2 separate regions of the Homo sapiens genome follow, and region 2 is linked to region 1. Evidence: read pairs that join two places in POLR2A ChIA-PET (ENCODE). Cell type or tissue: GM12878. All regions are shown on one strand.

Evidence for each region. Peaks named below come from ENCODE experiments on the same cell type or tissue, not always from the same donor. Only the 100,000 strongest peaks of a DNase experiment are listed, where the experiment ranks them.
Region 2: POLR2A ChIA-PET joins it to region 1 with 5 read pairs; 1 of 35 experiments calls an interaction of 5 or more read pairs at or near these places.

What each region holds. Positions count from the first base shown.
Region 1 is chr18:48,799,391-48,804,390 of GRCh38, forward strand. All of the region lies in intron 9 of CTIF (cap binding complex dependent translation initiation factor), which reads left to right. Among named protein-coding and RNA genes, the nearest start is that of CTIF-AS1, 40 kb to the right of the region's middle. RefSeq lists an enhancer at 1,903-2,342. In GM12878, no CTCF peak of the experiment used is centred here; a DNase peak (open chromatin) is centred at 2,171; H3K4me3 peaks cover 706 bases; H3K27ac peaks cover 3,693 bases.
Region 2 is chr18:49,159,579-49,164,578 of GRCh38, forward strand. DYM (dymeclin) reads right to left here. Exons shown (of 18, transcript NM_001353214.3): 15 at 4,107-4,209. Among named protein-coding and RNA genes, the nearest start is that of MIR4744, 110 kb to the left of the region's middle. RefSeq lists a silencer at 2,270-2,329. In GM12878, a CTCF peak has its summit at 3,127; DNase peaks (open chromatin) are centred at 2,283, 2,863 and 3,003; H3K4me3 peaks cover 517 bases; H3K27ac peaks cover 2,491 bases.

The DNA of each region.
Region 1 (5,000 bases):
GGTCTTTCACTAGAGCATTTGGATCTCTGTGCTCCTCTTCCCTCTTGGGTCCTACTGGATCCCATGTTGGTGAGGAATCAGTCCTTTCTTGTATTTTTATCTGGGGACACTGGCATGGGACGTATTTGTTAACATCGTGAGTGGACACCTGAATAAGGACAGAATGAACTTCCCATCCTAGATGCCACCCTTTCTCCTGGGGAACTTCTATAATAGCCCAAAGCCAGAGTAATTTCATTTTCATGCCTTCTCTGGCCAAGCTCAGATCTAGCCAGGGACTTCCCCATTAATATAGGGGCCAGAAGCCCACCTCTCTCTGTGCACCCAGATTATTTCCTCCCTGGGGTTGCCACTGCCTTGGAGCCCCCCATCCATTTATTCAGTTAACAGATACACACTGAGGGCCTCCAGGGGCCTAGACGCAGCAGGTACATTGCCGAATAAAGCAGACAGAGTTTCTCTGCCCTTGCAGAACTTGCAATCCGAGTGGGAGAGGCAATCACTGAACGCATAAGCTTACAGGTGTGTCATTTCCAGTTATGATGGGGCCACACAGAAGAGCCAACACAACACAGTGAGGGATGTCACAAGAGTGGAGGGCCTACTTAGAGAAGGCAGAGGGCCTCTGGGAGGAGAAAACAAGTAGACCGAGACTTGAAGGAGGTGCATGTGCACCAGCTTTTCAGCAGCCGGAGGAAGAGGGTCCCCAGCTCTGGTTAGAGAAGCACCGTGGGGTGAAGGTGGGGCACCTTGGTATGCATGGTGACAGGATGGATTTTTCTTCCCCACTCTACCAGTATTTCACAGTCAGCATCCCCATCATCAGAAATATCTTGATGGCCTCCATTCACACATCAAGTCAACGTGAGTCCCCACACTGCTGTTTTATACCTGGCAGTTTTGTACTGTTTTGTACTCTCTGCCAGATACTCAAGAGAGGAAAAGAGGAATAAGATACCCAAGAGGCTTACAGTCTAGCCAAGGAAATAAAACATGCAGGCAAAACTAGGGCCAGCCGGAACATCTGCCCCCATCTCCAGCCAGCCCATCACATTCCCCACCCTCAGTCCCCTGATGTCAGTAGCCACCTACTGTTCTCCCTCCTGTCTGCAGAGATACCTTCCCTCTTGCTGACTCCAACACCCACCATACACTGGCCAAGGTGTGGGAGGTCAGCCAGGCTACCCCATAACACCTGGCATGGATAACCCCCCACACACCCATGTCCTTGGTAAGACCAAAGAAGCAGGAGGAGCAGGCATCTGCGGAGGTGCTCCCCTGGCCAGGCATTTTCATCATCACGGTGTTTAGCCGTGTTTCCCTTTTCTGGGTGGGGAACGTGAGACGGTAGAAGACCTGGGGCTTGCCCAGGTCCAAGGGCTGAGTGGGAGTCGGACCAGAGTGCCTCACCCAGGCCTGTCTGGCATTCAAACCCATTGTGCATATCTTGACACACTAGTGATTTTCATGTATTTTTAGCAGAAGAGTTGTTTTTCCAAACTCAATCTCAGGCGTGTCCTCAACCACATGAAACAGACCTGGCAAAGGGCCTCTGCCTGGGATCCAGGAGCTTTGAGTCTGCCCACTCAACTGCCCTTCACCCATCCCCACAGGTGGCCCAAGCCTCCTTGGGAACAACACAAGGGGCCCATCTAGTCTTCAGACCGGATCTCAGAACGAATGGAGAAGGTCTGAGCACTTCCTTCAGGGCCACCCCCACCCCCGGCACTGCTCAGAACAGACCTCACTGAGTCCAGTGGGGCAGAACCACACAGAATGGCACACTGTGAGAGAGGGGCCCATTCAGACAGAGCCCGGTGCAAACAGCTGCCATCCACGTCTGCAGAAATGGCAGGCACAACAGTCACTTCCTGGTCTATAACCCCATATGGTCTCCAGAGGCAGGCACAGGCCAGGATCACCATTTCACAGACGCAAACGTTGGTCTCCCCCAAGCTCCCTAGACTTTGTGTCCTTCTCTATCCTGGCTCCCTCCGCCTCCGGCTGTTCCTCAACTGTTGTCCAGTAGACATTTTGGGATACGGCTTAGATAAAGGATGTGTGCACTCCCATTGCAGCTTCCTTGAGGGATAATGCCACATAAATGTTAACATGACTTTTAAAGACCATCTGTGGCAAAGTTCAAAGTTGTGGGTGGATGTGAGCTTCAGGCCGAGTCATTCTGGAATCCCCATTATAGGTCAAATCTTTTTGTGAGCATTTCAAGGGGTTTTCTCAAATTCTATAAATAGCTTAGTAACGCCTGTGTATTCATCTATTTTTAAAGCCAGTCTTCCGGACAATTTCAGAAGTAATTGGGCCACTCATTGAAAGTAGGGTTTCAAAAGTCATTTCTTCAGCTTCCAACTGCTTCCAGAGCAGAGGGATCCCAGATGCCATTTCTGCCTAGGGTTGGGGACCCAACCTTCTTAGTAGAACCTGGTCCAGGCAGAAACCGTGGAGAAGACTCTAGGAATCTCCAAAAAGCTGGATAAGCTGAATTCTGGCCCCAGCTCCCAGTTCCTCCCACAGGAAACCTTGGATACAACATTCATCCAACTTATGCTTCAGTTTCTCACATAGCAGAATATGGGCACAGTCACCCTTTGCTGATTAGGAAGGGTTATTACACCTGTTTGCGTCACTCTGTCACCTGGGTGCAGGTCAAAGGTCTCTTTCATTTTATAGATAAGGATGCAGAGGCACGGTGACTGGCCTGACAGTCACATGGTGACTTTCCATTTTATAGATGGGGACACAGAGTCACAGCAGTTGGCCAGTCTTGCTGTCCTTTTATTTTGCGGTTGGCCTGCTCCTCAGGCTGAGGCCTCAGTGAGCACAGCCCCACTCTGTTTCCACAGAGAGCTTCATGTCATGGATAAGACCTACCACCTGTGCCCGGGCCTAGGCCTGGCAAACACCTGTCTCCAAGCCCTCGGCCTCTCTCCTGGGCAGGATGGCAGCCAGGCAGGGAATATCCGAATTCTGCAGAGACAACAACTCAGCCCTCTCCTCTGAGGACCTGGAGGGAAGTGTAAGGCAGGGGTGGGTGGCTGTCATGTCTGCATGATGACCTTTTCAAACTTGATGCCTTGGGGGGTCCAAAGAGCACCAGGCCCAGGATCAGAGACCTGGGTTCCAGCTCTGTCAACCTCAGAAGGTAGGCAGATCAAGGAGCCTCATCCTCCAGTGAGCTGCTGTGTGGGGCAGAGCCAGGAAAGCTGCAGGAAGTGCCTAGAAAGGCAGAGTGCTGTGTAGAGGTATGGCGAGACAGTGACATGAACATCAGGCAGGCGGCAGAGAAGATCAGGGCGCCAGCACGGGCACCAGCTACTAAGTGTGTAATCACTGAGGGCTGCCCTTGAGCCTGGGAACTTCAGCCCCCTCACGCCCCTTGACCTGACAAGTGGTACTAACGTCCTCCCTGAGGCTGAGTCCAGTGACACCTTGCTTTGAGGAATTCCTGCTTGTCCCACTGGTATTCTTCATCTGTCAGACAATCCAGCCTTCTCTCTCTGCTCAGGCTGAAAGGAAAACTTCCAGCCTCTTCTGAGGGCTTTTCAAGGCCACAGCCACAGCAGGTGCTGGCTCCCTTGCCTGAGAATAAGGCTTCGCGCCTGCCTAAGTGTGAGACAGAATTCCTGCTGGATCAGCCTGACTTCTCAGCTTCTCTCTGCTGCAACCCAGCGCCATCCCCCCGCCTCCCTGTCCCCTCCTACGGATCAGCAGAGCTGAGCCTACCTGACCTGATTTTGCCAATAGAAATATGCTGGGTGCTCACAGCCTGGGAAACTTGGAAATGTCTCCAGAGTGATCCAGATTTAGCTGGAAGTGGCTGATGGCTGTTCCCAGCCACAGTGTGTGCCCTTTGTCTAGAGCCAACTGCTGGGGAGAAAGCATTTCCAGCCACAGTGTCATGAACCATCAGTCACAGAGAATGTGTCTGGTAATTTTTTATTAATAATAGTTAAAGGATCGGCATTTGGGGCTTGATTTTCATGTCCATTGATTAGAGCAGATTCAAGATAATCCTCATCATATCACTCTCTCTTCATTCTTTTGGATGGGACAGAAAGGGCAGCAATCACCCAGTACATCGGGAATTTGACATGATGCTCAGGAGAGTGTCAGGCACCTGTGACAGCCACCCGATGGTCCTAGGTAAGGCCTGTGATTGCAGGGGGCAGCTGTTATTTCTGCGTGTGGTCCAGGGATCTGTCACTGAGCCCACCTGCCCCAGCTGCAGAATGACCACATGACCTGGTTCTGTCCAATCAGGGAACCCCATCACCACAGCCACAGTGATTGGGCTGAGAGATAGTCATGTGATGAGCAGGGCCAGTCAGAATCCTTCCCTGAGATTTGAGGGTTTGACATTTGGGGAGGGGGGGCTCTGTCTTCCTTTTGGCTCAAGAACCATTATGAGAGAGACCAGGTGCTGCTGACCGCCATCTTAGCCATGGCAAAGGGAGAACCTGTCTGTGGCAGCAGAAAAATCAGTCAGCATGCAAGTCAAAGCCCAGACAAGGGAGAGAGGGGAGAGAAGGGAGGACCAGCCCTGGGGTTGCTGTTTGAGCCCTGGGGACAGGCTGTGTCCTAGGGCCCACCTTCCATGTAAGACAGCCCAGGCCTGTGTGCCTCTTCAGCTAGTCTGAGATGGTTTCTGTCACTGGCATCCAAGAATCCTCAGTGTCTAGGGGCAGAGCAGAGTGAAGCAGTGGAATGGTCAGGGGTCGTTGGCCAGGGAGATCAGGGATACTTGGGGAAAGGTTCAAGTCCACCTAAAAAGGGACACACCCAAACCCAAGGAGTAGTTCAGGGCCCAGCTGGCATCAGAACTCAAGCAAACTTGTCCCAGGGCGGAGGCTGCAGCCCAGTGCCCACATGGTCCCCGTCTCCCTCCAGACAAGATGTGCAGCCACCACAGACTGTTGCCAGAGTGCAGAGTGACATGCAGGTCAGATTCTGACTGCTCCAGAGTCTAGGTGTGGCTGAGTCCT
Region 2 (5,000 bases), 360 kb after region 1:
ACAGTTTAGAAGCAAGCTATCTGTAGGGCACAGTGGCTCATGCCTGTAATCCTAGCACCTTGGGAAGACAAGGCAGGACAATCACTTGAGGCCAGGAGTTCAAGAGCAGCCTGGGCAATATAGTGAGACCCAATCTCTACATTTTGGAGTTAGGTGGTAGAGTCAGTCCTACAGAAAGATTCAAAGTTATTTGATGACCACAGGGCAATATAATTTGGTTCCTTATGGTTGCAACTAGAATAAAAGTTAAATTGTTAGGAACTAGGGAAACAAAGCTTATATGGTACAGTAACAATATTCCTCATTGGTTATAAATATTCATATGGTTATAGCTTAAAAAGCATTCATAACTGATTTATTATCTTTGTTTCATTTTCTATATTCAGGTTCCATATTTGGTTATATATGACCAAACTTCTCTGAAAGTTCAGTTCATTTTTATTAAAAAAAAATCTGTTGAAAGATTCTCCTTTAACAATTCTCTCCTGTCCCTGTTAGTCACTGAATTAAATTGTATGTAATCCTGATCATACAAACACCAAAGCAAAGCCAAGTCAATGGAACTTTATTTGCTTTCTTAAACTCCCTTACTGCCCCTGTAGTGGCATTCTCTCCCCCCACAGGCTTGAGTACAATTTTTGTTTTATTTCCCCTTAAACAGCCAGGGCAGTTTCCTCATTATCTGGAACTCAGTTGAAGGTTTCAGGTTTCCCTAGAGATGTTCAGACCAACATAGTTGCACTAAAGTACTAATACTAATGTTTTTGGAACTTGCGATTAGCTTTCTATGTTGTTACTCAACTGATTTGTGAATTATACAGTATAATGAGGATAAACATTTTCTTAATAAACTTAGAAATCTCTAGGTAGACTGAAAGTACTCTATGTACTACAGTGAGAAGAAAAACATGTCCTTATTTTTAAGTACTTATTCAAACTCTGCTAATACAGTACATTCAGTCTTGGTGTAGAAAGTACACGTCGTGAGACTCTGTCTCAAAAAAAAAAAAAAAAAGTACACATCTAGGAATCCACTGCTGCATTAAGACCTTCTCATTTTCCTTTTTCATCTTTTACCAACAAGTGGTTTAAAGCATTAGTCCAGGACACAGAATTTTATGTGGTTACTGGCAAAGGTACTTAAGTAAAACTTCTGTGAAAGAAAAGGAAGGAACATGTTCATTTTCCCAGTTAATGACTAATGTAAAAGAGAAAATGGTTTCAAATGTGTAAATCACTTATACAACAGTGTTTTGAGCAATGGGAATGACCAACAAAACATTGAAGTATCATGAAAGAACATACAACGGTGCTTATTTTTAAGGTTACTGCTGTTTGTTTAATCACCTTTCAGGTCTCTATCAGGAGTGATTCACAGTCATCTCTCCTACTGAATCAGTGCTAACCATTCTCTTCAATTAAATCTGAGAAAAGGCAGCAAAATTCAAGTTCATAAACCCATTTGGAAAATGTTGTGATTTACAAAGTCTCATACACATAAATGTTAAGAAAAAAAAAAAAAAGGATTGTCAATGACAGATTCCAAATGGAATTTTCCCACTATTTCTAGAAGCAGATGCTTTAAGAAATTCATTTTTACTTAGTGAAAATTTTATACAAGAAGAAAATATTCAATCAGTGACTCTAAAATCTGTAAACTTCAGTAGCAGAATTCACAGGACTGTTACAAATTCAAATTGTCCTATCATGGCATAATTACCTCCATGGTTGGCAAATACCAGTAAATATGACCTATTTCCTCAAATATTAATTTTATAGATCTCTGATTAAAGAAGAATGCTACTAAGGCAACATCAGAACTTCAGAACTATACATATTCAACACATTTTTGTGGAGTAAATGGCACAGGAATACTACATAAATCAAATAATAATTGCTTATAAATAACAAAACATTTGCAGATGACCCAAATTCAAGTTTTTGGTAAACCCAACTCCCCATTGCCACCCTGGCCCCGATAGGGTTTCTAAACAGTTACTAGATATATTTTTCTTATCACAGGTATGGCAAGTGTAGAATTAAGCGAGCTGTTATGCTAATTAAAAAATTAGAACATTCAACTTAACAGGAAAATCTTAAAAGATACATTTTGGAATTATAAACTTAATACCTTAAGGGGATGACAGATTGTGACATCACATACCCACACACACACGAGAAAAAACTAGCACCAGTCAGGCTGTGGCTGCACACAGCTATCTTTGTTTATCATTGACTGATATCTGGACTGGGTACTGTTCCCACAGTCTCATATCAGGACAACCATTTAGAAATGAAACAAACCACAGGAAAGAAGCAAGGCAACTCTACAGCTGTCTGGTATGCATCATCACTGCAAACTCAGAACTAAAGAGTTCTCTAATAAAGTTTCTAAATACCAATCCACTATGTTGTTGTCTGGAGATTTAGAGCTGTCCTTATTAGAACTTGATGAACTTCTCCTGTGGTTAATGGCAAGATAATTTTTAGCATCTTCATCAAAGCCATATTCCAAAATATAAGAAATGTCACAGGTAGTCACACTACTTTAAGAAAATTTATAACACATTCTCTTTCCTATTATTATATTATGCTCACCCCTGTGCTGTTTCTATTCTATTCCATCAGCATCCTCTAAGGTCAGGTGATGTCTTAGTGCATTTTCTGTCGGTTAGAACAGAATACCTGAAACTAGGTAATTTATAAAGAAAAAGGAATTTATACAGTTATGGAGGCTGGGAAGGCCATGGTCAAGGAGATGCAGCTGGTGAGAACCTTCTTGCTAGTGGTGACTCTCTGTGGCATCCCAAGATGATGCAGGGTATCACACAGTGCATGCTAACATGCTAGCTCAAGTCTCTCTTCCTCTTCTTATAAAGCTACTAGTTCCCCTCCTATGCTAACCTATTAATCCATTAACTCACTAATCTATTGATCCATGAATTCATTAATCCATTTATAAGGGATCCAATCACCTATTCAAGGTCCCACTTCTCAATACTGCCACACTGGGGATTAAGTTTCAACATGAGTTTTGGATGGCACATTCAACCGTAGCAGTTGGTAATAAACTCTTCGTCATTAAGGTGGATGGAACAAAGGCCACATGTTACTGCTGCTCTCTTCTGACCATGTCTGGTAAGACTGGAGTCACACCCTGATGAGAGCAGAGCCAATTAGATTCTCTTTCTCAGGAATTGAGAATGAGGACTTTAAGACTTTAAGACAGCTAAAGGCACTGCACTCACAAGGTTGGAGGGAAGAAGAGGAAGGGCTGGGGTTGCTATTTTAGGTCCAAGTAAGCAAACAGATAAACCTGGATGGTAGAAAGCAGCAGCAGAATAAAGCAGAAGCAAAAGGAAGCAGAGACCAGAAACGAAATGACCCCCAAAACAGGACCCAATGGCTTTTCAATTTTAGGTTCCAGATCTCTGGGAAATCCAGGTGTACTTGCTCCCCTTAAGTTCAATAAGGAATCTTTGCATACTTCCTATAAAATCATCCCTGCTTTTGTTTTTGTGTTATTAGCTTGAGTGGGTTTCTCAACTCAGATATAAAGATTCTTAATTATGTACAAATTATTGGTTTAAGGTTGATTTTCTTCAACCACTTGTTAACAATCATTTACAACTTGTTCCCTTGATTTGAGACATCATTCTTCTATTTGCATATTAGAGGTTTCTTGGGCAGCAAAGATTTTCAGCACAGTAAAATCTTGAGAAGAGAGGGGTAATGCTATTATAAATTTTACAATGAAATAATTTATTTATTTATTATTTTTTTGAGATGCAGAGTCTTACTGTGTCACCCAGGCTACAGTGCAGGGGCATGATCTCAGCTCACTGCAACCTCTGCCTCCCGGATTCAAGTGATTCTCCTGCCTCGGCCTCCCAAATAGCTGGGACTACAGGTGTGCACCACCACACCCGGCTAATTTTTGCATTTTTAGTAGAGATGGGGTTTCACCATGTTGGCCAGGCTGGTCTTGAACTCCCGACCAAGTGATCCATCTGCCTCGGCCTCCCAAAGTGCTGGGATTACAGGCAGGAGTTACTGTGCCTGGCTGAAAGGAAAATTTTTTATTGATGAATAAGGTAACTACTTACATAATCTGGTAGAGGAACATCATTAGAACTCAGCGAACCTCTCAAGGACTGTGTGGCTTGTTCCAGAACTTTGTTGTGTTTTTTAGACAGCAAAGAAAATAAACTGGAAAAACAAACAAAAAACCAATTATATTAAAGGAACTGTTTTCTTTTCTGTCTTCTGTGGAAATATATAGTTCCACAGCATGTCAATTATTCTAAAATATACTTGTAAATGATTCTTTCTTCATGCCTGTGTTAACAGCAAGATTAATAATAGTATTTATGTAAGAAAAAAGGAGTGGGGAGGATGTTTAAATCATAAGAATTCTAAAAAATTTTTTAATGACAGTTTAAAATTATGTTTCAAACACAGGAGCATTTTTCATAAGATTACTATAGGGAAAAGAATAGTGGCAAAAACCTGAGATGTAGACTATGACTAACTCATAGTGCAATCTACTACAAGTCACTTGAGCTTGTGTATTTTCTCATCTTCTGAAAAAGTGTGTTGGACAAGATTATTTCTCTACTGTCATACAGAGTCTATGGTTCTGTATTATAGCTTTATTTCTCAAAAATAATGATTCAAAATGTTTTATAAGATTTCTGCTTCTGGCCATGACAGATTAACTGATACTGGACTAACTCTCCTGCTATCACTAACTGAAAACTAAAAAAAAAAAATGACACAACTGTTTTCAGATGTAACACAACATGTGAAGTAAAGGATTATAATCCCTAACAAAAGGGAGATGAAGATGAGCCCCATAATGGTGAGCTTCTGTCTCGAGGAACATTGCAGACTATGGTCCAGGAAGGTGGGACCCAAAGAGTACACAGCAGTGTTGTGCTGAGCTAAGGCAGAGAGAGGAATTTAACACTGCTGTGGCAACTGCATTTTGCAAGGTGGAA